Regions from separate parts of the Homo sapiens genome. Here region 1 is linked to region 2. Evidence: read pairs that join two places in POLR2A ChIA-PET (ENCODE). Cell type or tissue: MCF 10A. All regions are shown on one strand.

The links. Peaks named below come from ENCODE experiments on the same cell type or tissue, not always from the same donor. Only the 100,000 strongest peaks of a DNase experiment are listed, where the experiment ranks them.
Region 1: POLR2A ChIA-PET joins it to region 2 with 15 read pairs; 7 of 35 experiments call an interaction of 5 or more read pairs at or near these places.

Annotation. Positions count from the first base shown.
Region 1 is chr1:206,889,197-206,891,696 of GRCh38, reverse strand. The region is part of intron 1 of LOC105372879 (a long non-coding RNA gene); the gene reads left to right. Among named protein-coding and RNA genes, the nearest start is that of IL24, 7.0 kb to the left of the region's middle. RefSeq lists an enhancer at 394-1,593. In MCF 10A, no CTCF peak of the experiment used is centred here; DNase peaks (open chromatin) are centred at 96, 796 and 1,216.
Region 2 is chr1:206,633,425-206,635,924 of GRCh38, reverse strand. It overlaps DYRK3 (dual specificity tyrosine phosphorylation regulated kinase 3), which reads right to left and starts at 389. Exons shown (of 3, transcript NM_003582.4): 1 at 145-389. The coding sequence starts at 221. It overlaps DYRK3-AS1 (DYRK3 antisense RNA 1), which reads left to right and starts at 257. Exons shown (of 2, transcript NR_183645.1): 1 at 257-325; 2 at 942-1,729. RefSeq lists silencers at 1-59, 110-529. In MCF 10A, a CTCF peak has its summit at 1,481 (motif pointing left); DNase peaks (open chromatin) are centred at 444, 1,454 and 2,004.

The DNA.
Region 1 (2,500 bases), 260 kb before region 2:
TACAATTGCAGGAAAAAGAACCACAAGAGAAAGCCAGTTCTGAACTGCAACTGCCTCCCAAGAGTCAGGATCCTGGACCTCCCACGACCTGTAGAACATCAACTTTGAGTCACAAGGACATGAGTATTCAAATAAATACATGGCATGGTACATGTTGGGGAAATAGTAGCTACAGAGTCTTCTGAGTAGATCCAGGTAAAGGACTGTGGTTTATTTCCCCTGTGTCACCCTGCCCCCTGTCTCATATATCCAGGGTTGCTTTTTTTTCTGAAGGAGATTTTTTTAAAAAGGAAGAAAGAATGGAAGAAAGGAAAAAGGCTTCCGTGTGAATGAAATAACATCCCATTCTCAGGCATTAATCAGAATCAATACAGTAGACTCCCCTTATCCATGGCAGACACGTTCCAAGACCATTGATCAGTGGATCATGCCCAGTAGATGCCTAAAACTGCAAATAGTACCAAACCCCATGTATCCGATGTCTTTTCTTTTCCTATACATACATATCTGTGATGAAGTTTAAACACAAAGAGATTAACAAGAATAACAAATAGTGAAATAGAACAATTATAACAATATGCCAGCGTCACTACTCTTGTGCTGTGGGGCTGTTACTAAGTGAAATAAGGGTGACTTGAACATGAGCACTGTTGTATTGTGACAGTCGGATGCGCTGGACAAAGGGAGGACTGACGTTCCAGGCAGGACGGAGCGGGATGGCACGAGACTTTATCACGCTGCTCAGAGTAGCACGCGATTTAAACTTATGAATTGTTTATTTCCGGAATTTTCCATGTAATAAATATTTTCAAACCACTGTTGACGTCAGTAACTGAAATCACAGGAAGTGAAACCACAGATAAAGGGAGACTACTGTACTCCTAAAATAGCACCCTCCCTTTCCTCCTATCCAGGTCCACTCTCCACACCTACAAAGAGATTTTCGGATTTCTGGACAGTGTTAATCTCCCCTCTCCTGTGCTCCTAGGAGTGCTGCTAGTCCCCCTTTGATGGCACCCAGGCGATCCTTCCCTGCACCCTGGTTGTGTCTCCTTCACCAGGCTGTGAACTCCCTGGGCACTAGAACTGAGTATTATCCATGTCAGAATTCCCCTCAGAAGCTGGCACAGGACAGGAGCTTAGTAAGCATTTGTTGAAATAGTGAATTTTATTTGACTGGTGTGACATAACCCTCTCCCTTTCTTGGCAGCTTTTAAAACCCTTGGAATCTCACCAATGATAGTGTCTTTTTTATGCTAACGCGTGACTGACAGCTGGGGGTTCCTGGATAGCCTAGGGATGGGAGCTGTTTGCCAGGGAATCAACCATGAGATAAGAGGGTTGGAGCTTTCAGCCCTACTCACTCCACCCCACCCCACCCCATCCCACCTCCAGGAAGAGGAGGGAGAGTGAAGGCTGAGTCAATGATCAATGCCTCATGATTTAATCAGTCATGCCTCTGTAATGAAACCTCCACAAAAACCCTAAAGGAAGAGGTTTGGAGAGCTTCTGGGTTGGTGAACACATGCAGGTACTGGGAGGGGGGTGCCCCAGAGAGTGCAAGGAGGCTCTGTGCCCCTTTCCACATACCTTGCCCAATGCATCTCTTCCATCTAGCTGTTCGTGAGTTGTATCCTTTCATAATAAATGGTAATCTGATAAGTAAATTATTTTCCTGGTTTCTGTGAGCCATTTTAGCGTATGATCAAACCAGAAGACGGTGTCATGGGAACCTCCGATTTATGGCTGTTCGGTCAGAAGCACAGGTGATAACTGGGACTTGTCATTGCTGTCTGAAATGGGAGCAGTCTTGTGAGATTGAACCCTTAACCCGTGGGATCTGATGCTATCCCCTGGTAAATAGTGTCGGACTTTAATTGAGTTGTAGCCATCCATTTGGTGTCCACCGAGAATGAAGAATTGGTTAGTGTGAGAAAAAATCTCACACATTTGGTGGTGGAAAGTACTGGTGTGAGTCTAGTCGTATAATTACTACTATGTAATTAGACTGGTTCACAAATCTAATTATGTACAAGGTCAAATTGTCTCCCAGGCTATTTGCCCAAAGATCTTTGCCAAATATTTCTCATTTTTGCTCAGGCAATGGCCACAGGCTGAGATGTGGCCTGCATCCAATGGCATTATTAAATACTGATCTGCTTTGCACGTGTTCCCAGCGTAAGAGTAAAAACCCAAAAAGTGATGCTATGACCACCTGTCTGGACATAGAAAGCCAGGGAAACAGAATCTGCGATTAGGCCAGCACAGGAGAGAGTTCTGGATCTGTGGATGAGGATATCATAGTCTTATCCTTAGAGCAGCCATATCCTGCTACCTTGAACAAGCCACTTACTTTCTCTGTGCCACGTGCCTCATTCTGTCCAAGAAGGAAAATGATCCCTATCCCGTCTATCTTATAGACTCTCTTCCAGTTTCATTCCCCTTTAAAATCCCTGTCCCTCATCTAGGAGATTCTTCTAAATGCACAAGTCTGATCATA
Region 2 (2,500 bases):
GCGGTCCCGGGGAGGCAGTCAGACCCCTGCCCTCGTCCCTCCTACTGAGGGCTCACTCTACCTCCTCCCCACCCCCAAGCTTCGCTTGCCAGCGCCAGCCGCTCCCTGTGGCGCCTCCAGCCCGTTACCCCGTGGCGCCGTTACCTCCGCTGCTGGGGCGGGAGCCCGGCCCCAGGCGGCCCCGCATCCTTCCGCCCAGGCCCACGAGCTGTGCCTCCCATCTCCTAGCTCGGGACCCCGCGCGGGGAGAGGCGCCAGTTGGGGGTCCGGTCGGCCACGCCACCTACGCCGGGACGGCTGCCTCCGCGGCGCGACGCTCCCACGGGTACTCTCGACCAGACACTGCAGCTCAGCGCACTTTCGCTCCCGACTGGCCCCGGCTGGGAAGTGGGGAGACGCAGCTCCAGGGGCGGGAGGGGGAGCGGTCTGGTCGCCTAGCAACCGCGGCACGCCCCCGGGAAACGCCTCGGCGCAGCTACGGGCTGACGCACAGGGGCGGGGCCCGTGGCCGGTAAAGGCCACGCGGCGCTCCTAGCGGGTGCTAGTACTGGCGCGGGAGGCGGGAGGTTGGAGGCGAGGAGCTCGCGGCCTAGGCTGTTTGGGTCCCTGGCGCGAGCTGTAGACGGAGAGAGGGGTCCGGAGAAGGAGGGGTGAAAGTAGCAGTTAGCCCGCGATCTCAGAAGGGCTGCCCGCCCCTCACGGTCCCTTAATAGCACGTTGCGTCCTGGAAGTTCTAAAACGTCCCGCTTCAATATGAATTTTAAATTAGTGAAAACATATGTGTATTGTTTTAGGCTTTCCCACCGCGGGGACGGCCCTCCGGGGGTTGGTGAGTTACATAAGAAAGCAATAATAATAAACCCATTTATTGACACGATGCTTCCATTTATGAACATTTGATCTCAGTAACGGAGGTACCCGACGACTTTCGTCTTTTACAGACTTAGCTGGGATGCAGAATAGAAGCTGGGCCTTTGTCTGACTACCCTGCAACAGTCAGCCACAGACGGGAAGGCAGCGCAGGAAACTGAGGCCAAAGGAGCCGCGCTTCCTCATGAGCATGAAGCGGCAAAGCCTGAACTAGAAGCTTCTAACGCCTAACCGTCCTCTTGCCGCACCAGGACCTACCTCTGCAAGGCCCTTCCTGACTTTTTCCTTAGAATGTGTGTATATGTGTCTTTTTCCTTTTCTGATGCTAAGACACCTCAGAAACACCAATGTTAAGCAGATTTCCATCGTTGGAGGTTAAAACACCCGAATACAAGTGTTTTCTTGAGTGTGGCATCTGGTCAGATGTTTTATGGGTTGGTTTGTTTTTAAAAAAAAAAAATTTCCTGTTAGATGGGTGGTAAGAACCAGTCAGAGTTTGTAAACCCACCAAGCACGAGGCGGTCGGACCGTCCAGATTCTGGAGTCCAGAAGACACCAAACGTTCTCAGAATGCCGAACGCGGGCGCCACCTGGTGGGACTAGAACGCTTATTGTCCCAAATCAGCATAGCACACAGTTCCCATAAATCTTAAAAATTCCCATCCAAGGCTCATTTCCGTGTGACTAAAAGTCATATTCTCTGTTCTCGTGACTCCAAGTAAAAATGTCCCTAAAGAGCCAAAGTATCTTCACTGTATAAACTAATAATCTATTGGTTTGGGGAATTTTATTTTTTGTGATCAATGTTACTTTAGCCTTTCTATGATATACATATAAATAAAAAAGTTTTCTTCCATGATGATTTTTTAAAGTTTATTTTATAAATAAACTTTTTCTTTTTGTCTCTCCCTTCCCCCACTTTGCAACCAGAGCAATTCTGCTTTCACAGGGGTTTGTATTTGGGCTCTTACGAAGCTTTTGTTTGAAGAAAGAGTTCCATGGCAACGCAAAGATTGGACGAGGTTACTGTTGAAGTCCCTTCCAGCTCTAAGATTGCAAAATTCTATTAAATAATCCCCGTTCTCAGTACTTATGTAGACACCTCAGACCACTTTACTGCCCTCCCTAAACAGTTGAATGAGACTTGCCCCCACATGATTTCTTACCTCATTCTGAATCACTGCTCGTGAGAGGATTGCATCCGCAGTCTGTGCTTAAGACACATCTTCCAGAGCCAAGTGGAAGGGTTCCTGCTCCCTTTCTTGCTCCTAAGGTGGGAAATACAGAGGCCGCCTTTGTCTTTCGCCTATTGTTCCCATGGTCAAGGGAAAGAGGACTCCTCGAGGGTGCTGGAGCTTCATAAATCTCTGACCTTAGTGACCCAATGTTTCTTCAAAGATCCCCTGTATGATGGGGTTAACGTCCCATAAGGGATCTGGCAGGAGCCTCCACACCCCTGCTGAGCGCTGCCCTGTCCCCTCCAGCTCCCAAGCAGCTTCCACATCATTCATGCCCTTTCTTCCCCTCCAAAGCCTCATTCAAGAGTAGTTTAAAATCACCATTATCATTCTCCATGCAGTTAAAGTCAGATTTACCCACCATGAATTAGCCAAAAGTCATATAAGATGCA